2 separate regions of the Homo sapiens genome follow, and region 1 is linked to region 2. Evidence: chromatin loops called from intact Hi-C (ENCODE). Cell type or tissue: heart left ventricle. All regions are shown on one strand. Each heading gives the region's core, and the rest is flanking DNA. Links, peaks and the distances in the headings are about the cores only.

Region 1 (10,414 bases), core at 1,217-9,216, 55 kb before region 2:
GCTGGAGTGCAATGGCATGATCTCAACTCAGCGCAACCTCCGCCTCCTGGTTTCAGGCAATTCTCCTGCCTCTGCCTCCCGAGTAGATGGGATTACAGGCATGCACCACCACACCCAACTAATTTTGTGTTTTTAGTGAAGACGGGCTTTCTCCATGTTGGTCAGGCTGGTCTTGAACTCTCGACCTCAGGTGATCCACCTGTCTCGGCCCACCAAAGTGCTGTGATTACAGGCGTGAGCCACCACTCCTGGCCGAACTAAAAGTTTTGAAATAAGTTTAGAAAAGTCATTAATTTTTGGAGGCTAATCTTGTTTGTTATACTTTAGTCATTAATTCAAAGTAAAGGAGTTGTTAATGAACTGGAAACTCCTTTTGAATTATGGTAGCAATCAGAATATTTTTATATTAGCCAGTTTTACCTTGAAGACCTATTTTTAAAAACTACCTGTGTCTCTGGACTTAGTTGCAAATGCATATTAAAACAAAAATCCCCCAATTTCTGTGCTTTCTTATTTGAAAGGCCATTTCTAGGGGGAAAACAGTTCCCAAACACATTATACATGTTGGAAAAGTTTATCTCTAACCTTTTGAATTAAACAATTTCAGAATTGAAAACAGTAAGGTGAATTTTAGGCCAATAACTCTTTTCTATAATCTTGACTCTTTTAAGATTAGGCAGTTCAGATAGTCTTATACTACTGAAAACCTAGCTAGATATCAGAAGTAATTATTAGTGGCAAGAATACCAAAGTTAATACCAAAGTTTTTTTGTTTTGTTTTGTTTTTAGACAGGGTCTCACTCAGTCACCCAGGCTGGAGTGCAGTGGTGCAATCTTGGCTCACTGCAACCTCTGCCTCCCAGGCTCCAGAGATCCTTCCTGCTCAGCCTCTCAAGTAACTGGGACCACAGGCTCGCACCACCATGCCTGGCTACTTTTTTATAGTGACAGGGTCTCACCATGTTGACCAGGCTGGTCTCAAACTTTTGAGCTCTCAAGCGACCCGCCCGCCTTGGCCTCCCAAAATGCTGGGATTACAGACATGAGCCACCACGCCTGGCCCCAAGATACTTTAAACGAGTTTACTAGTTATCTTGTATTAAGTTACCAGCAACTGATAGCACACTTTAATTTAGTCATACAACTTAAGAACTTTGTAAAATATTACTCATTTTTAATTATAACTAAAATGTATTGATTACCTATTCTAGGCCAGCATTATTGTAAGTGGTTCGTATGTCTTAACTCATTTTGTCCTCACAAACATCATATAAGTGGGTACTCGACTTTTATCCTCATTTACGGATAAGAAAAGTTAATTAAAAGTGTGTTGTTTGGGGGGCAGACATTTAGTAATTGTGGAAATTACTGACTTACCAACCCTAAAGATGCCACATTCTTTACGAACGAAGTGAGACGTTTCATTTGGATGTAAGAAGCTTTTGAGTCATCTCAAAGTTGAAAAGTACCAAAATTAATCGAGAGAAAAAAATTAAGTTAATATCATTTTTAAAAGCTGTGCAAGTAATAATTTTTTCTATTACACATCTGCTTTTACAATAAATAAACATTTATACTTTGAGTTATTAAAAGTACAAATTCCTTTTCTGACTCTGCTGTTGACTCTGGGTGAGCATTTAACCTCTTAGTTATATTTTTAATCCATAGAATGGGTGAAATAGCCAAAGATATTAAGTCTGTGACAGTTCAGCAACTCACAGAATGCACCTTTAGAAATGTAAACAGGACATGTATATTCTTCTAGGTAAAGTAGTAACCAAAGAGAAAATCCAGGAAGCCAAAGATGTCTACAAAGAACATTTCCAAGATGATGTCTTTAATGAAAAGGGATGGAACTACATTCTTGAGGTAAAAGATGGTTTCATCTTTTGATCTGTTTTGGTTTTTCTTTCAGTTCAAAACTTCTTGCAAAGGAATTTGTTTTTGTTTTGTGTTTTTTGAGAGAAAGTGTCACTCTGTCACCCAGGCTGGAGTGCAGTGGCACAATCTCGGCTCACTGCAACCTCTGCTTCCTAGGTTCAAGCTATTCTCCTGCCTTAGCCTCCTTAGTAGCTGGGACTACAGGCACGCACCACCACACCTGGCTAATTTTTGTATTTTTAGTAGAGATGGGGTTTTACTGTGTTGGCCAGGCTGGTCTCAAACTCCTGACTTCAAGTGATCTGCCCACCTTGGCCTCCCAAAGTGCTGGGATTACAGGTGTGAGCCACCATCCCCGGCCAGAATTTGAATAAGAGATTAGAGTATCATTACAGTTCTTTTTTGTTTGTGATCTGAATATAATGGCTATTTCATAGCCATTATATATCCTTTTGAAAAGTTATATTATAGCCAATATATCCTTTTGAAAAGTTAAGGTTGACATTTTATCCCTCTCCCCGCATCCCCCATGTTAAATCATTAGCATATAGAATCTACAGCAAGTCTAAGTAATTAATAAAAATGAATTATAACTTAAATAACATTTTTGAGAAAGATAATTCATTCTTGAAAATACACTATAGGTAGGAAAGGGCATGGTTATTTGGCAATTTCAAAATGTAGGTCTGTTTTCTTGACTGAAAATAGATGCTGTGAGTCTATCACTACACATAATTCTGGGAAGTTTCTCACTGTATAGTGAGAATGGCTTGGTGCTGATCCACAAAGTTGATTTTTAGTCTTGATTGTATTATATTTATATCTAGTATGTTTGAATTCATTGCCTAAATATTAAGGCACTCAAAGACATGGTAATAGAATTATAAGAGTTAAATATCCCGTGGTGGTTTCCTTTTATTACAATGATCAGTTGGGAATGGAATCTGTTGGCGTATCTTGATGTTGAGTGTTACTTTTAAGTCTCACAAACGAAAGTTTCTTACATTGAAAAGACTGTCAAACACAGAATAATTAGAAATACTTTAACTTTCATGCCTATATGACAATACTGAGCTATACTATTTGGTACTTATGGGTCTTGAAAAAGTCAGGTAAGTACTCTGTGCTGCACTTTTCCTGTATCTTAAATAAGGTCAATAGAATCTGTGAGCTATCACCTGTACTTGCTCCATTTCTCTTCTGTGAGGTTTGTTGTAAGGATAAATACAGTAATAAGTTAGGTACTATGCTTATTACTATACTGTCCAGTGGCCAGGGCAATAAGTCGTTTGATTATATGATCAGAAAATCTTGGGGAACTAAAGGTTCTCTAGAGATAATCTGGTCTAACCCCATTTTACAAACAGAATCTGAGACCGAGAGATGGCAAGTGACTAGTCCAGGGTCTCCCCGCTGCTTTTGAGTCCAAACTAGGACCTGTAGGGCAATGTTCTTTTTGCTATACACTGTGCCTCCAGTGCTTGTATTAAACAGATTTTTCTTGTATTTAATTACCTTGTCCCAAATCACATAAATAAATTATCAGGATTTCTGAAACAGCTTGCCTTCCTAGTGAAAAGTTAGGCACAGCTCTTAGCTTTAAAAGGGAGGTACAGTGTCACATAACAAATAACCTTCAGCCTAATTTTGGAGGCAATTATTACATTAAGAGGAAGTCAGTTAAGTCATACTCGAGTGTTAATTGCCAAGATTCTGTGTTTGGCCTGTCTCATAGTTTCAGGTCCACGACCAGAATAGAGGGAACCTATTTCGGTTCTTCTGCAGGGATTTCCCTAGCTCTCCTTCTCTCTCGTTTTGTTTTCTTTTGTTCTTTAATAGCAATCCTTTATCTTTCAATCTGCAGCCTTTATTTTGTGAAAATAACGAATTTAGAATAAAGGTAGTGTTCTTGGAATACTTTTAGAATATGTTGGAATAAAGTCATCCTTTCTCATTTTCTGAAAAAGCAGGGAAGAAGCAACAGTTTGGTTTTGATGAGTTTGGAATTTTCTGCCACTTGTAGTGATAAATGTTCTTAGCAGAAGCACGTGGCAGCATTAAACTTAAAAATTAATATCAGTACGTATGTTAATAATTTTAACTAGTTTTATTTTAGAAGGATAAGGATATTCTGACTAGATTACAGTAACATCTACAATTGCAATTTCTATGACAGTAAATTTAGCTTCTATAAAACGTAAAGAACCTTTAGTAAAACAGCAGGGAATTGAGTATCATCTGTTGAATAAATAAATTTATCATTTTATCCTGCCAGAAGTATGATGGGCATCTTCCAATAGAAATAAAAGCTGTTCCTGAGGGCTTTGTCATTCCCAGAGGAAATGTTCTCTTCACGGTGGAAAACACAGATCCAGAGTGTTACTGGCTTACAAATTGGATTGAGGTAAATTGTTTTTTTAATTCTTATTTAACATTAATTGAATAAAGACCATTGAACTGAGATTACAGTTTAGAATTTGTTACTAATAAAGCTATATAATCTCCTATAATTTACTTAACCTTTCCAGGCTTCAATTTCCTCATCTATAAAATGACAGACTAAATAATCTTTAAGGTTTCTTCTAGTAGAATAGAATGTTCTGAGATTTTGTTTAAATCAAATTATTGAGAGTGATTGTTTTTAAAACCTAGTTGGCTTTCATCTAATTCATTGCCATTTTAAGTGTGTATTATTTTAGAGCAAACTTAGAAAAACAGCACATTTCTAGTAACTTACGACATTCGATGAATGATAAATGTTCAAGTTAGACTAAAGGAACTTTATTCCAACTTCTAGTAACTACTTTCTTCATTTTTCTCTCATCAGTTTAGGTCTTAGGATCTACCATCTGTTACTTTTCAGTTTCTCATCTAAATAAAACAAGATCTGCTGTTCATATTGTTTAATTTCTCAGGAAGGGTACATTTTGGGCTTTGGGTTTATACTGCGAGCCTTTTTTTTGTTTTTCTTGTATGTATACCTAAGTAGTCATATGTTTTCACATGGTCAGAGTTTTGATAATAATACTCTACCTAGCTTCTGAACAGTTTAATAATAGATTTAATCCGTGAGAGGAAATACCCTCGAAAGTTACTATAGAAATAACACCTTACTATCTGGTGGCATTTACTTAGTTCTTAGAACTGACTAATTAGTTTATCGGTTAAAGTAATTTGCTATTATATTGTAAAATAGTACATTTGAGGCTCACTTATAAAAATTGGAAAACATCGAAATATAAGAGGTCCAAGAGGGTGTTTGAAACACATTTTGCTAAGTTGACAGGAAATTAATAGACTTTTTATGGGCCATTAACTAATAATACACTCAAAAAAAAGGTACAGTTAAATAAAGGTTTTAAATAGTCTATACCGTATACTAAAACTAAATTAATATTTAGGACTGAAATAACATATTGATTAAGTACCAGCTATGTACCCAAAAAATGCTGGGCACAGAAGTTAGAGTAAGATGTTTTACTTAAAGGGCCTTTGAGTGAGAGTTGGCAATTCATTCTGAACTAACCACTAATATCATTAAGAATTAGTGCTGAGTTGGTAGCAGGAAATAGGTAATTCTGTCTAAAGGAATCATGAAATGGAAAATAAATAAGCTTTTAATAAGGAGAAGGAAGAGCTGAAGAAATGGCACAGTGTTCTTAGAATGACAGATAGTCCTATGGGGACTGCAGCATAAAAGTGAAAAATGTATAAGATAAACCTTTAGATGGTAAGCAAGGCAAGATTCTCAAATTCTGTATGAATCAGCTCCACCTCCGCCCCATGGACAGTAGATGACCGTTAATGGCTTTTAAGGAAAGATGCAACCTGGAAAAAAAGAAAAAAAACTTGTTTTAGAATGGTAACCACTGGCAATATGAAGAATAATTAGACTAAAGAAGAGAGGTAGGATAATCATGGGCATTGGCAGTGGAATTGAAAGAGTAATTTCAGAAGCAGAATGGTCAGATGTTGGAGGTGATTGGTTATAGAGTTTAAGAATTGTACTGATTTTCTATTGTGTAACAAACTACCCCAAAACTTAATGGCTTAAAGCAACTATTATTTCTCCTGATTCTGTGGTTGACTGGATGGTCGTCTGCTGCTCTTGCTTAGACTTAGGCATCTGCATTTAGCTGAGGGTTCAGCCAGGGCTGGACATCCTTTAATGGCCTCATTCCCATGTCTGGGGCCTCAGGTCAGATAGCTGGGACTACCGGGTCTCACTCCAGAAGAGGTTTCTTCAGAGCATGGTAGTCTTGGGGTTCTAAGAGAATGAGAGTAGAAGCTGCAAAACCTCTTGAAACTGGGGCTTGGGAGTCACACATGACTTTCTCCACATTCTGTTCGTCAAAAGCGAATCATAAGGACAGCACAGACTCAAGGGATAAGAAAGGAGATTCCATCTCTTGATGAGAAGAGCTGCAAAGGCCATATTTAATCAGTCACAGGAGTCTAATGCTACAAAGTAGTTTTTTAAAAAGATGACTAGATTGGCAAGTTCAAGGTTAATCTTTTTATTTGTTTTATTTATATATCACTTAGCTGGTATTCAGTAAAAGCTTGCTTTGTAAAATTTAGTTAATATCTTTTTGGTTCAGCACAGACATTGCATCATCTTAGCAGCTCTTTTTCAAACAGATTTGAAGCTGCTTCAAATAACAATCTGGTTTATAAAATGAAAATAGAAAATTATGATCTTAGAATGAAGAAGTGAATTTCTAAGCCATGATAATTATTACGGTTGCTGTGATTAGACAGACTTTTCTGTGGAGCTTCCTGACAACCAAGAAAAAAGGGGAAATCAAGGAACTGTTCTTATCAGAAAGTAGGAACCCAGCAATTCTTTCATTTTCTCATTGGGAACTTAATAGTCACTGAATTACAAAGTAGACAGTGACCTTGATTATACAACATATGCGGAAGTGTTTCCTGTAACTTACGTGAGTATTTTATCAAATACTTATATATTTGATAAAAGCTAAGTACATAAAGCATAACTCAGTAGATAGAATTCTCTAGTAGTAAGCTAAAGTGCTTCAAGTATTAGTTGTCATATTAATCCAAGAGAAAATTAGATCTGAGACTACCTCGAGGAGTAAACGAACAACTTCTTTAAACCAATACTAGTCAAAATGCAGTCCACGGACCAATGCTGGTTCATGCCCTATTTGATCCAAGTCCACATTAAGTACAGAAATGAAGAGTAAGCATTTAGAAACTTGGGGCAATTTGACATTGCCTCAACATCCAAGTTTCAGTGTCCTTTATAAACTATTGATCCATGACAGATCATGAAACTTTCTAAAAATTGATCCTTTTATCACATAGTCTTTCAAAATATTATTTGCTTCTTTGAAGCTTTGGATAGAAACTTGATAATGTGAAGTTCTCTGCTATGTGGACCTGGTGTGCTTATCTTCTTTGTTGCTGATTTGAGAGCTGAGCTATGTACTATATCTGGAATGCACACAGCAGGCATCCTGCTGCGCAGTTCTGTGTCTAGTTAATAGTATGGAAGTTCAGGACATACCTCCAAAAAAAAAAAAAAGCTAGGATTTTCCTCAGAAAGAATGCAGTATTTTATGTCTTAATATTTGTGGTTAATTTTGTTACTACAGACTATTCTTGTTCAGTCCTGGTATCCAATCACAGTGGCCACAAATTCTAGAGAGCAGAAGAAAATATTGGCCAAATATTTGTTAGAAACTTCTGGTAACTTAGATGGTCTGGAATACAAGTTACATGATTTTGGCTACAGAGGAGTCTCTTCCCAAGAGGTAAGTAACTGAAACCAACCTCATTTAATATAATGTGGATTGTTGGTTAGAGTACCACTGTAAACTTTTGGGGACGTTATTGAGATTGATCTTGGTTCTAAAATTCCAAAGATTCAACCAACAGATACATATTCAGTACCTACTACTGTGTTCAGGGTACATGGGATATGTCCTTCAACAGATGTCCCTGTCCTTTATATATTAGATGGATGGACAGATGGATAGCCAGAAACAGACATAATATATCAGATGTGAAATAATGCCATAAAGAAGCTCAAGGCAGGGTAAGGGAAGAGAGAGTGATGAAAAGTGGGGGTGGGACACTGTTAAATAGGTCTCTTTGAGGAGATAATAGTTGATTTTTTAAAATATTTAGGAAAAACTGAATCTTTGTCATTAGGAACTGTTATGTCTGACAATAAATACTTTCCTAAGAGAAAGACAATTCTTATGGGAGCTATGCTATATTCCTTAAATGTGGTTGGCTGCATCCTGGTATTATTAATGTGGGTTTCTTTCTGTTTTGGATTTTGGTTTATGATTGATTTTCCAGACTGCTGGCATAGGAGCATCTGCTCACTTGGTTAACTTCAAAGGAACAGATACAGTAGCAGGACTTGCTCTAATTAAAAAATATTATGGAACGAAAGATCCTGTTCCAGGCTATTCTGTTCCAGCAGCAGAACACAGGTAAAAAATTCTGTTCATTTTTTAAAACTACTAATTTTTTCACTCTTGTATTTGTAACTCAGTGACATTTTACCTAACTGCAGAGCCAGGTACCTACAGTACATCTTCATGAACTTGAGCAACACAAATTCAGTATTTATACAAAAGTATAAACATTAGTCTTAGAGAGGCAGAGAAATTTTATCCATGCTAGAAGAAACAGTTTAAGAGCTTTTTTCCAATACTTATATTGCCATAGAAGTTTTCTTTTAAGGAATTTTTTTTCAATTACTGTATTGTCATATGTAGGTAGATTTTATTCATTAAATTTAGAAGCACTCACTGTAAGTACCAGCCACTTTTTGCCTTTTCCCTGTCCTCCTACATGACCTTATCTATATTTGCCCTAGAAATTGTCATCTGTACTGTACCTTCAGTTGTAGATGAGAAAGCAGGACCTGTTGAGGAAAGAAAGGGTGTTCAGATTCTTTTTACGCTTCCTTGTCTGCTTTCAGTAAACTATCTCCAGTTACCCAAGAAAGAAATTACAATCTAAACTGCAGCTGCTCTGGTCCTAGAGCTAACTTTATTAAAAGTAAATCAGGTTGTTTTTTTTTTTTTTTTTTTTTTTTTTTTTTTTTTTTGAGACGGAGTCTCGCTCTGTCGCCCAGGCTGGAGTGCAGTGGCGGGATCTCGGCTCACTGCAAGCTCCGCCTCCCAGGTTCACGCCATTCTCCTGCCTCAGCCTCCCAAGTAGCTGGGACTACAGGCGCCCGCCACTACGCCCGGCTAATTTTTTGTATTTTTAGTAGAGACGGGGTTTCACCGTTTTAGTCAGGATGGTCTCGATCTCCTGACCTCGTGATCCGCCTGCCTCGGCCTCCCAAAGTGCTGGGATTACAGGCGTGAGCCACCGCGCCCGGCGTAAATCAGGTTTTTTAAATGTTTGCCAAACCTTATCACTGACTTTTATAACAAAATTATTTACTATAATCATTAGGGAATATTTAAGTTCTGCTAATACTTAAAATTGCAGAGTGCTAAAACCAGCAGTGAGTTTAGAATCAAGCTAAGCTTTATTGTTGCTACTATTTGAGGCATATTAGTTGACTGGTGTTCATATGCAAGGCAGTCTACTGGGTGCAACAAGGGTTAGAAGGATATTTTTAAAAAACTGACCCTATTCTCAGGATGAAAATAATACACTAGTAATAGTCTGCTCTGTTGGTTAACTCCTCGTAAGGAGGTACAATTAAAATGCTGTAGTGTTGCAAGGGAAGGAGAGGAAGAATCATATTCCTTCACTAGCAGGATCAAGAAAGCTTTTATAGAAATATACAAAATCTTCACTTCTTGAAGGATTGGTAAAATTTAATAGCCAACATTGGGCACTTATTCATTCTCTGAGTAAATATTTATTGCATGCTTATCTTGTATCAAGCATTGTGATGAAAGCACAAGAATGAAAGAGGAGGGAGAATGTTTAGAGAATAAGGGCTGAAACACAGATTTTGTAGGGAGCGTAGGGGAGACTGAGAAGACAGGTTCAGGTTAGTAAGGGCGCTCATATTTTGACACTGAATGTTAACTATGTGCACATCATGCTAGCTATTCTAAATCAGGCATTTTCAAATGGAAGCAGGCACTGACATTTTTGAGCAAAGACGTGATGTTATGAGATAAATATCTTAGGGGACTTTTTTATATTTTTATAGCAGGATATCTATCCTATGGATTGAAAAAAGGAAAAATCAGAAGGTAGTCTTTATAGGAAGCTATTCCAGCAGTCTTAAGGTAATGAAGTCCAGACCAAGGTGCTAAATAAATGGAAAGAAATAGGTAAACATGAGCAATGGCTTGGGAGATAAAATTGCTCAAAGTTGGTAATTTGAGTTGGGACTCAGTAGAAAATAGATTCAGCTGACGTTTATGAGCATTGTATTAGTAAGGCCTTGTTGAACACTTTTACATACAACTTTCAAGACTAGGAAACTGGGAAAATAAGAGTGTCTTTAACAAAGTTTTAAGAGTTATTTTTAGTTTGGCCTTAGATGTACATACATCTTTTAAAAATCTAACATAGT
Region 2 (10,414 bases), core at 1,447-9,446:
ATACCTCAGAAGTGGTGAGATAATCATGCAGAGATGGCTTAAAAATGCAGCAGACAGCCGGACGTGGTGGCTCACACCTGTAATTTCCAGCACTTTGGGAGGCTGAGGCAAGAGGATCGCTTGAGTCCAGGAGTTTGAGACCAGTCTAGTCAACATAGGGAGACCCCCATCTCTACAAAAAATTTAAAAATTGGCTAGGTGTGGTAGTGCATGCCTGTAGTCCTAGCTACTTGTGAGGCTGAGGTAGGAGGATTGCTTCAGCCTAGGAGGTTAAGGCTGCAGTGAGCTATGATCATGCCACTGCACTCCAGCCTGGGTGACAGAGCAAGACCATATTTTATTTTTATTTTATATTTTATTTATTTTATTTTATTTTATTTTTTGAGACGGAGTCTTGTTCTGTCACCCAGGCTGGAGTGCAGTGGTGTGATCTCCACTCACTGCAACCTCTGCCTCCCAGGTTCAAGCAACTCTCCTGCCTCAGGCTCAGGAGTAGCTGGGATTACAGGCGCGTGCCACCATGCCCGGCTAATTTTTGTATTTTTAGTGGAAACAGGGTTTCACCATGTTAGTCGGGCTGGTCTCAAACTCCTGACCTCGTGATCCACCCACCCTAGCCTCCCAAAGTTCTGGGATGGTAGGCATGAGCCACTGCACCTGGCCAAGACCATATCTTTGGGAAAAAAAAGGTGGCAGGCTGTTGGCTGTTGTACAAGAGACCCAAGTCAGTTAGGGGCTTAGAAAACATCTCAGGTCTCATCCAGCCCCAAGATTTCTCAGTTCCTGGAAAGGTGGAGAGGAAGAAAGGGGGCTTTGAAAGCAGAAGTAATGATTCAATAAGGATGTTGGCTGCATTTTTCTTCTAGAAGGTGAACCAGAGAATAAAGAACAGATTTGTCTTTATTTTGCAAAACCCAGGTAGGGAGAGTGGAGGGGAATGGAGTAAGAATTAATGCATTGAAGTTAGAAACAAAAAGAATGGAGGGAACAAGCAAGTAAAAAGGAAAAGAAAGAAAGGAGCATGTTATGTTTCCTTTCAGAGAATCATTTGTTGGAACACTACATCTCAAACCTGATAACAGCTGGTAAATACAGCTTCAAGTATTGCATAAAAATATCACCTGATTTTAAAAAATAAAAACTTATTTTTAGTTCACTTTTTCCACTTCTTCCATGCAGAGATATTTAGCCAAGACTTACAACTGGTATTATAGGTTGAATTGTTTCCTCCAGAAAAGATAAGTTGAGGTCGTAACTGCTAGTACCTCAGAATGTAACATTATTCAGAAATACAGTATTTACAGAGGTAATAAAGTTGAAGTGAGATCATTAGGATGGACCCTAATCCAATGTGACTGGTGTCATGGACAGGGAAATTTGGACACAGAGACGGACACACACACAGGGAGGATGCCACATGAAGATGGAGGCAGACACCAGGTGATGCAGCTACAAGCCAAGGAACACCAAAGACTGCCCAAAAACCATCAGAAGCTAGGGGAGGGGCCTGGGACAGGTTCTCCCTTGCAGCCCTAAGGAGGAACCAACCCTACTAACACCTTGATCATGAACTTCCAGCCTCCAGGACTGTGAGACAATGTGTTTCTGTTGTTTAAGCCGCCCAGCACGGGGTACTTTGCTACAGCAGCCTAAGTAGACCAATCCAACTGGCTATTCGAGTTTCACATTTCCTGGCTCCATGCTTTCCAGGTAAAGGCCTAGAGTGCTTCTGGAACTGTGATGCTCAAAAGGCAAGCAGAACCCAGCAAGTTGGAGCAGGAAGTATCCCAGAGATCATCAATCTTAACTTATTTTATAGATATGAAAATTGAAGTTCAGGAGGAGTGAGTGACTTGCCCAAGTTTTCACCATGCAGAGCCATGACTCAAACCCAGGTTGTCAGACCTCCAGCCCACAGCTCTTTCTACCAGGGCCTGATCTTACCCAAACTGCACACACAGCCCTTCTTGTCATTACTTACCTGTTGGTTGCATGCCTCTTAAGTGTAAAACTTTGGGCTGGAGTTACTTGGAACCTGCTGCCATGGCAACTGGTGGGGGCAGGAGCAGGTCCTTTCTAGGGAATCTAGGGCTGCATCAGGGAGGCAACAGCTTACAAGACTAGATACTCCTGCTGTCTGCAGACACATCATATTTCTGGTCCTTTCCTCACCTTCCTCCTCTATTACCTTGCCCTCATGGTCAATCTAAATCACAGAACTAGGAGGGCTAGAGAGGAAAATGTTCCATGTTAGCTCAAATGCCAAGAAGGAGCCAGTGACTGCAACATATATTTGGAGAAGATCTTATGGAATTAAGCTCAGAATAAACTTTCTGAACCCCAGGTAAATTATCAAAGAATGGGGCTTTATTTGTTCTGCGCCTCTGCATCTATATGAAAAGATAGTCCTGGGCTACTTTCTCCAATCATACAGATTGGACCTAAGCTTGTAAGTGGCTCCCAAGTCAGAAGGTATTTGGATTTGTCTCCTCTCCAAAAGTCCTCAAGCAGACCCTTGATTTTTGTCCCACCCAGTAAACATGCCAAGTGCAAGGTAACTACACAGTTAAAGGAGTAGCAATTAAGTGAAATCTTGGGGAGGAAGGCATGGTTTTTCTACCATGGGAAGGACAGCAGGGACTCCTTCCTCCTAATCTTCCTCCTACTGTCTTCCTGGGAACTGGACTTCTCCTGATTTTGTCTCTCAGCAGGAAGAATGAGGCGGGGCCACATCTAAAGTGGTCATAGCCCCCAGGAGCTGATAGGCAAGGAAGGATCTTGGGTCGACCTGTACAAAAGGGCCCAGAGGAAATCCTTTGTTCTGATGTTGAGACACAGCTGTGTGGAAGGAAACCAGGCACAGCCTGTGCACTGATAGACTGGGGAGGTGAAACACTTCAACCATCCCTTTGTTCTCTAGTGCTGTTGCTCTATCTTCCTTTCTATACCTTCCCCCATCCTACCCCAACAAGAACCAGATAGCGCCTTCCTGAACTGATCAGTTTCTCACCTTGCCTTTTTTAAAAAACCGCCATTGGTACAAACAGATGTGGTAGTGAAGGTGAGTGTGATTTTCCTTCAAGATACAGGATCAGAGACACCTCTGCTTATAGCCTGTCCTACCTGCTCATCACTTTACTATTTGTTTTTGGTTTGGTGTGAACCAGGGTCTGCTCAATCCAACTCTTCTGCTCTCTAACCTTCACACAGTTTCCCCACACAACCTTCCCACATTTTACTAGTAGCTGCCCATTCCTCTCCATCCACAAAGTTACTGAGGGAGAAGCCATGTTTGGGCAGGGTGACCTGACCCCACACACCACCGCATCTCCTTAGCCCAATGGGCCAAGCCCATGTCCTACTCCTGGGGAGCTTGGAATTCATGCAGGAGAGACAGCTCAGAAGCTGTTGACAGTAGCTGGTTTTTGCCAAGTGGATTAGTAAGCAGAGAAAGCTGCTCTGCAGCCAGATGGATGGATGGATGGACTTGCATACAAGCAGGAAAAAGAGAGTGAGGGAAGCCTTAACTGTCCACGGTGCTTTCATTCCTAGTTCCAGAACATCCCTAAGGCCCAGCTGCCTCTTGACTTTGGCTTCGTTGATAATCCTCTAGCTTGAGCTAGTTTATGTGGACTTCTGTTGCTTACCTGAAACCAAAAGAACCCCCATTTATCAGAAATCACCTCTGAATCCATTAGCTGGAGAATGGCCAGAGCTGGAGCACCGTAAGATCTCCCCCCAAAAAACACTCCTGTGAGGCCTGGAAAATCCTCCTACTGTATCATTTGAGCCACATTTTACCATCTCACCCACAAGGGTGAAATGCAAGTTTGGAGAATGACTCCATGACATCCAGACACCTTCTCACTCCCCATTTAACTTTGAGCTGGCACATTAACCACAACTGCCAGCTCACATTCATTTTAGCTGCCATGTTTTAGGAAGGACAGTAATGGTTCACAGTCCTTTATCCAAATTCTTGAAGCCCAGTGTTTTGGAATTCAAAATTTTTCAGATTTTAAGAAGTATGGCCCATTATAAATTACATTATAAATTATATAACTCCCCTGGAAGGGTCTATGACTGTCTCCTAATCAAACAAAATGCACTAATATTTAAAAAATGGAATAAATAATGATTATAAGTAGTTTCATGTCAAGTTTTCCTTCCAAACAGTTTCAGATTAACTCAGGACAGGTGTTGCCTCAAGTGAGTTACTAAAAATCTTAGTTTCAAAGCTTTCAATATTGCAGTCATGAACGATTATGGTTGCCCATTTCACAGATAAGTAAATTGATGACCAAGAAGGCTAGGTACCTTACTCGGGCAGTCTGGCTCTAAAGGCCACAGCCTTCACTACCATCCCATCCTGCCACTCCACTGTTACACTGCCTCTTCAAACTTAACCCTAACCAAGAGTGGCAGGCTGATGCCAGATCTGCTAAACCCTATGGAAAAAATCAGAATGGGAGCTGTTGAACAGAATAGACAAAGCCAAAAAGGAGATGTGGTCATCTTCTTCAGATAGCCATCTTTTCCGCAAATTCTTTCCCTAAGGCCATTTTTAACCAGGGGACACTGGGCTACCAAGGACACTAAGAACAATCTTGCAAGGAGAAAGAGGTGTTGAGGTTCTGAGCGAGAGGTATGCAAAGGATGAGTAGAGGTTAATCCTAATCTTTGCCAAGTAAAGCAAAGGAAAGCTATGAGTGTCAACAGCCTCAGGTCTTTATCTTTTAGTTTGTTCATTCATCACTCATTGGGTGCCTACTTTGTGTACAATGCAATCAGTGCTGGAAAATGCCAGAGAACAAACTGTCCCTGGCTAGCAAAGCCCTCTACAAGCCTGCTCCCAGCTGCCTTTCTGATCTCTTCTCTCCCCTTATAACCTTCTCCCTCTCCCACTAAATCCAGCCACACCAGCCCTTCCGTGTCACAAACCCTCCAAGATCTTCCCGGCATCGGGACCTTTGCCCTTGCAGCTTCCCGTGCAGGCACTTTCTGCTTCCCGCTCTTCCAATGCCTGGCTGACTTCCCTAACCACCCAAAGGGAGGAGCCACCCAGTCGCTCATTTCCCCATTGCCTTAATTTTCATCTTTGCTCTTACTGGTATCTACTGTTGTTTCTGTTTTTCATTTGTTTACCTTCTCTCCCTATTGAATACAGCTTTCTGGGATCGGGAAGCTGATCTGTTTTGCAGTCTGCTGAATCTGCAATGTTTCAAATAGTGCCTAGTGCATAGTAAGTAGTCTATAAATATTTATTGAATAACAAGAAAGAAATTGGGCTTATATTTTGGAGTTTATGTTAGCTTTGTTGTTTTGTTTGTTTTTTGAAAGCCTGAAGTTTTAGACTAGAGAAAACATAACACAGGTATGTGGCTGAGATGGCTACCTGTCCAGCAACATCCATATTCCCTGTCTTTAATAAGAGCACTCCTGTGTTTTAGCTGAGAATTTCTCTGGCCAGTTCAAGTGTACTTTTCTTGGCATCTTTACAGCATGGATTTGGTCATGCTGGGTGAGAATGAGCTGTGTCATTTCTGAGTCATGTCCTTAAAAGAAATTTACATCCTCCCTTCCCCTGGCCTTTATCCCCCTTCCCGCTACCTAGATGATATCAGGATCCAAAGCAACCCCGTTGGAGCCAAAGATGGAAATCCTGTGTTGAGAAAGACGAGCCGCCTTGTCAGCTGTGAACAGTTTACTTCTGGGTTATTACATGGAGAAAAATAAACTCCCATCTTTTTAAACCATTATATGTGGGGCTTTCTTAGTTACAACAGCTAGGCCAGTACCCTATGCCTAACAGAAGTTTTTAAGTCTTTTTCAGCAACTTAGAGTGTTTTAGCTCTATCTGGTCTGCCTCTGCCAGAAACTACTACACAAATATTACCTTTTTTTTTGTTTTATTTTATCCTTACCATTTGTCAAGTTAGTTCCTGTGTCCCACAACACACCGCATTTGTGTGTTGCAGAAAGAGAAGGAAAACACATTTAATGAATGTCTACTAGGTACCAGGGACTATATTAAATGCCTTGCCTGTAATACTTTGATTCTCCTAATAGACATATGAGTCTGATGTCATTTTCTCTTTTTTTTCCTTTTTTTTTTTACTATTATTAAACTTTAAGTTCTAGGGTACATGACCACAACGTGCAGGTTTGTTACATAGGTATACATGTGCCATGTTGGTGTGCTGTACGCATTAACTTGTCATTTACATTAGGTGTATCTCCTAATGTTATCCCGTCGCCCTCCCCCCACCCCATGACAGGCCCCGGTGTGTGAGGTTCCTCTTCCTGTGTCCATGTGTTCTCATTGTTCAATTCTCACCTGTGAGTGAGAACATGTGGTGCTTGGTATTTTGTCCCTGGGATAGTTTGCTGAGAATGATGGTTGCCAGCTTCATCCATGTCCCTACAAAGGACATGAACTCATCCATTTTTATGGCTGTACAGTATTCCATGGTGTATATGTGCCACATCTTTTTAATCCAGTCTATCATTGATGGACATGTGGGTTGGTTCCAAGTCTTTGCTATTGTGAATAGTGCCGCAATAAACACACATGTGCATGTGTCTTTATAGCAGCATGATTTATAATCCTTTGGGTATATACCCAGTAATGGGCTTGCTAGGTCAAATGGTATTTCTAGTTCTAGATCCTTGAGGAATCGCCACACTGTCTTCCACAATGGTTGAACCAGTTTACAGTCCCACCAACAGTGTAAAAGTGTTCCTATTTCTCCACATCCTCTCCAGCATCTGTTGTTTCCTGACTTTTTAATGACTGCCATTCTAACTGGTGTGAGATGGTATCTCATTGTGGTTTTGATTTGCATTTCTCTGATGGCCAGTGATGATGAACATTTTTTCATGTGTCTGTTGGCTGCATAAATGTCTTCTTTTGAGACATGTCTGTTCATATCCTTTGCCCACTTGTTGATGGGGTTGTTTTTTTCTTGTAAATCTGTTTGGGTTCTTTGAAGATTCTGGATATTAGCCCGTTGTCAGATGAATAGATTGCAAAATTTTTCTCCCATTCTGTAGGTTGCCTGTTCACTCTGGTGGTAGTTTCTTTTGCTGTGCAGAAGCTCTTTAGTTTAATTAGATCCCATTTGTCTATTTTGGCTTTTGTTGCCATTGCTTTTGGTGTTTTAGACATGAAGTCCTTGCCCATGCCTATGTCCTGAACGGTATTGCCTAGGTTTTCTTCTAGGGTTTTTATGGTTTTAGGTCTAACATTTAAGTCTTTAATCCACCTTGAATTAATTTTTGTATAAGGTATAAGGAAGGGATCCAGTTTCAGCTTTCTACATATGGCTAGCCAGTTTTCCCAGCGCCATTTATTAAATAGGGAATCCTTTCCCCGTTGCTTGTTTTTGTCAGGTTTGTCAAAGATCAGATGGTTGTAGATGTGTGGTATTATTTCTGAGGGCTCTGGTCTGTTCCATTGATCTATATCTCTGTTTTGGTTACTGTAGCCTTGTTGTACAGTTTGAAGTTAGGTAGCATGATGCCTCCAGCTTTGTTCTTTTGGCTTAGGATTGTCTTGGCAATGTGGGCTCTTTTTTGGTTCCATATGAACTTTAAAGTAGTTTTTTCCAATTCTGTGAAGAAAGTCATTGGTAGCTTGATGGGGATGGCACTGAATCTGTAAATTACCTGGGCAATATGGCCATTCTCACAATATTGATTCTTCCTATCCATGAGCATGGAATGTTCTTCCATTTGTTTGTGTCCTCTTTTATTTCATTGAGCAGTGGTTTGTAGTTCTCCTTGAAGAGGTCCTTCACATCCCTTGTAAGTTGGATTCCTAGGTATTTTATTCTCTTTGAAGCAATTGTGAATGGGAGTTCACTCATGATTTGGCTCTCTGCTTGTCTGTTATTGGTGTATAAGAATGCTTGTGATTTTTGCACACTGATTTTGTATCCTGAGACTTTGCTGAAGTTGCCTATCAGTTTAAGGAGATTTTGGGCTGAGACGATGGGGTTTTCTAAATATACAATCATGTCATCTGCAAACAGGGACAATTTGACTTCCTCTTTTCCTAATTGAATACACTTATTTCTTTCTCCTATCTGATTGCCCAGGCCAGAACTTCCAACACTATGTTGAATAGGAGTGGTGAGAGAGGGCATCCCTGTCTTGTGCCAGTTTTCAAAGAATGTTTTTGCCCATTCAGTATGATATTGGCTGTGGGTTTGTCATAAATAGCTCTTATTTTGAGATATGTCCCATCAATACCTAATTTATTGAGAGTTTAACATGAAGGGCTGTTGAATTTTGTCAAAGGCCTTTTCTGCATCTATTGAGATAATCATGTGGTTTTTGTCTTTGGTTCTATTTATATGCTGGATTATGTTCATTGATTTGCGTATGTTGAACCAGCCTTGCATCCCAGGGATGAAGCCCACTTGATAATGGTAGATAAGCTTTTTGATGTGCTGCTAGATTCAGTTTGCCAGTATTTTATTGAGGATTTTTGCATCAATGTTCATCAGGGATATTTGTCTAACATTCTCTTTTTTTTGTTGTGTCTCTGCCAGGCTTTGGTATCAGGATGATGCTGGCCTCATAAAATGACTTAGGGAGGATTCCCTCTTTTTCTATTGATTGGAATAGTTTCAGAAGGAATGGTACCAGCTCCTCCTTGTACCTCTTGTAGAATTCAGCTGTGAATCTGTCTGGTCCTGGACTTTTTTTGGTGGGTAGGCTATTAATTATTGCCTCAATTTCAGAGCCTGTTATTGGTTATTCAGGGATTCGACTTCTTCCTGGTTTAGTCTTGGGAGGGTGTATGTGTCCAGGAATTTATCCATTTCTTCTAGATTTTCTAGTTTATTTGCATAGAAGTGTTTATAGTATTCTCTGATGGTAGTTTGTATTTCTGTGGGATCGGTGGTGATATCCCCTTTATCATTTTTTATTGTGTCTATTTGATTCTTCTCTCTTTTCTTCTTTATTAGTCTTGCTAGTGGTCTATCAATTTTGTTGATCTTTCAAAAAACCAGCTCCTGGATTCATTGATTTTTTGAAGGGTTTTTTGTGTCTCTATTTCCTTCAGTTCTGCTCTGATCTTAGTTATTTTTTGCCTTCTGCTAGCTTTTGAATGTGTTTGCTCTTGCTTCTCTATTTCTTTCAATTGTGATGTTAGGGTGTCAATTTTAGATCTTTCCTGCTTTCTCCTGTGGGCATTTAGTGCTAATAAATTTCCCTCTACACACTGCTTTAAATGTGTCCCAGAGATTCTGGTATGTTGTGTCTTTGTTCTCATTGGTTTCAAAGAACATCTTTATTTCTGCCTTCATTTTGTTATGTACCCAGTAGTCATTCAGGAGCAGGTTGTTCAGTTTCCATGTAGTTGAGCAGTTTTGAGTGAGTTTCTTAATCCTGAGTTCTAGTTTGATTGCACTGTGGTCTGAGAGACAGTTTGTTATGATTTCTGTTCTTTTCCATTTGCTGAGGAGTGCTTTACTTCCAACTATGTGGTCAATTTTGGAATAAGTGTGATGTGGTGCTGAGAAGAATGTATATTCTGTTGATTTGGGGTGGAGAGTTCTGTAGATGTCTGTTAGGTCCACTTGGTGCAGAGCTGAGTTCAATTCCTGGATATCCTTGTTAACTTTCTGTGTGGTTGGTCTGTCTAGTGTTGACAGTGGGGTGTGAAAGTCTCCCATTATTATTGCGTGGGAGTCCAAATCTCTTTGTAGGTCTCTAAGGACTTGCTTCATGAATCTGGGTGCTCCTGTATTGGGTGTATATATATATTTAGGATAGTTAGCTCTTCTTGTTGAATTGATCCTCTTACCATTATGTAATGGCCTTCTTTGTCTCTTTTTATCTTTGTTGGTTTAAAGTCTGTTTTATCAGAGACTAGGATTGCAAGCCCTGCCTTTTTTTCTTTTCCATTTACTTGGTAGATCTTCCTCCATCCCTTTATTTTGAGCCTATGTGTGTCTCGGCACATCAGATGGGTCTCCTGAATACAGCACACTGATGGGTCTTGACTCTTTATCCAATTTGCCAGTCTGTGTCTTTTAATTGGAGCATTTAGCTCATTTACATTTAAGGTTAATATTGTTATGTGTGAATTTGATCCTGTCATTATGATGTTAGCTGGTTATTTTGCTCGTTATTTGATGCAGTTTCTTCCTAGCATCAATGTTCTTTACAATTTGGCATGTTTTTGCAGTGGCTGGTACCAGTTGTTCCTTTCCATGTTTAGTGCTTCAGGAGCTCTTGTAGGGCAGGCCTGGTGGTGACAAAAATCTCTCAGCATTTGTTTGTCTGTAAAGGATTTTATTTCTCCTTCACTTATGAAGCTTAGTTTGGCTGGATATGAAATTCTGGGTTGAAAATTCTTTGCTTTAAGAATGTTGATATCTTTTGCCCACTTTTTGATGGG

The links. Peaks named below come from ENCODE experiments on the same cell type or tissue, not always from the same donor. Only the 100,000 strongest peaks of a DNase experiment are listed, where the experiment ranks them.
Region 1: a loop joins it to region 2, with 3 times the contacts of the local background. A loop is called at or near these places in 31 of 110 quality-filtered maps.

Annotation. Positions count from the first base shown.
Region 1 is chr7:106,266,401-106,276,814 of GRCh38, reverse strand. NAMPT (nicotinamide phosphoribosyltransferase) reads left to right here. Exons shown (of 11, transcript NM_005746.3): 3 at 1,766-1,869; 4 at 4,157-4,285; 5 at 7,503-7,661; 6 at 8,215-8,351. Among named protein-coding and RNA genes, the nearest start is that of NAMPT, 13 kb to the left of the region's middle. In heart left ventricle, for the core only: no CTCF peak of the experiment used is centred there; no DNase peak of the experiment used is centred there; H3K4me3 peaks cover 805 bases; H3K27ac peaks cover 2,964 bases.
Region 2 is chr7:106,211,768-106,222,181 of GRCh38, reverse strand. It overlaps LOC124901719 (a long non-coding RNA gene), which reads left to right and starts at 5,006. Exons shown (of 2, transcript XR_007060467.1): 1 at 5,006-5,242; 2 at 5,615-5,757. In heart left ventricle, for the core only: no CTCF peak of the experiment used is centred there; a DNase peak (open chromatin) is centred at 4,971; H3K4me3 peaks cover 526 bases; H3K27ac peaks cover 3,411 bases.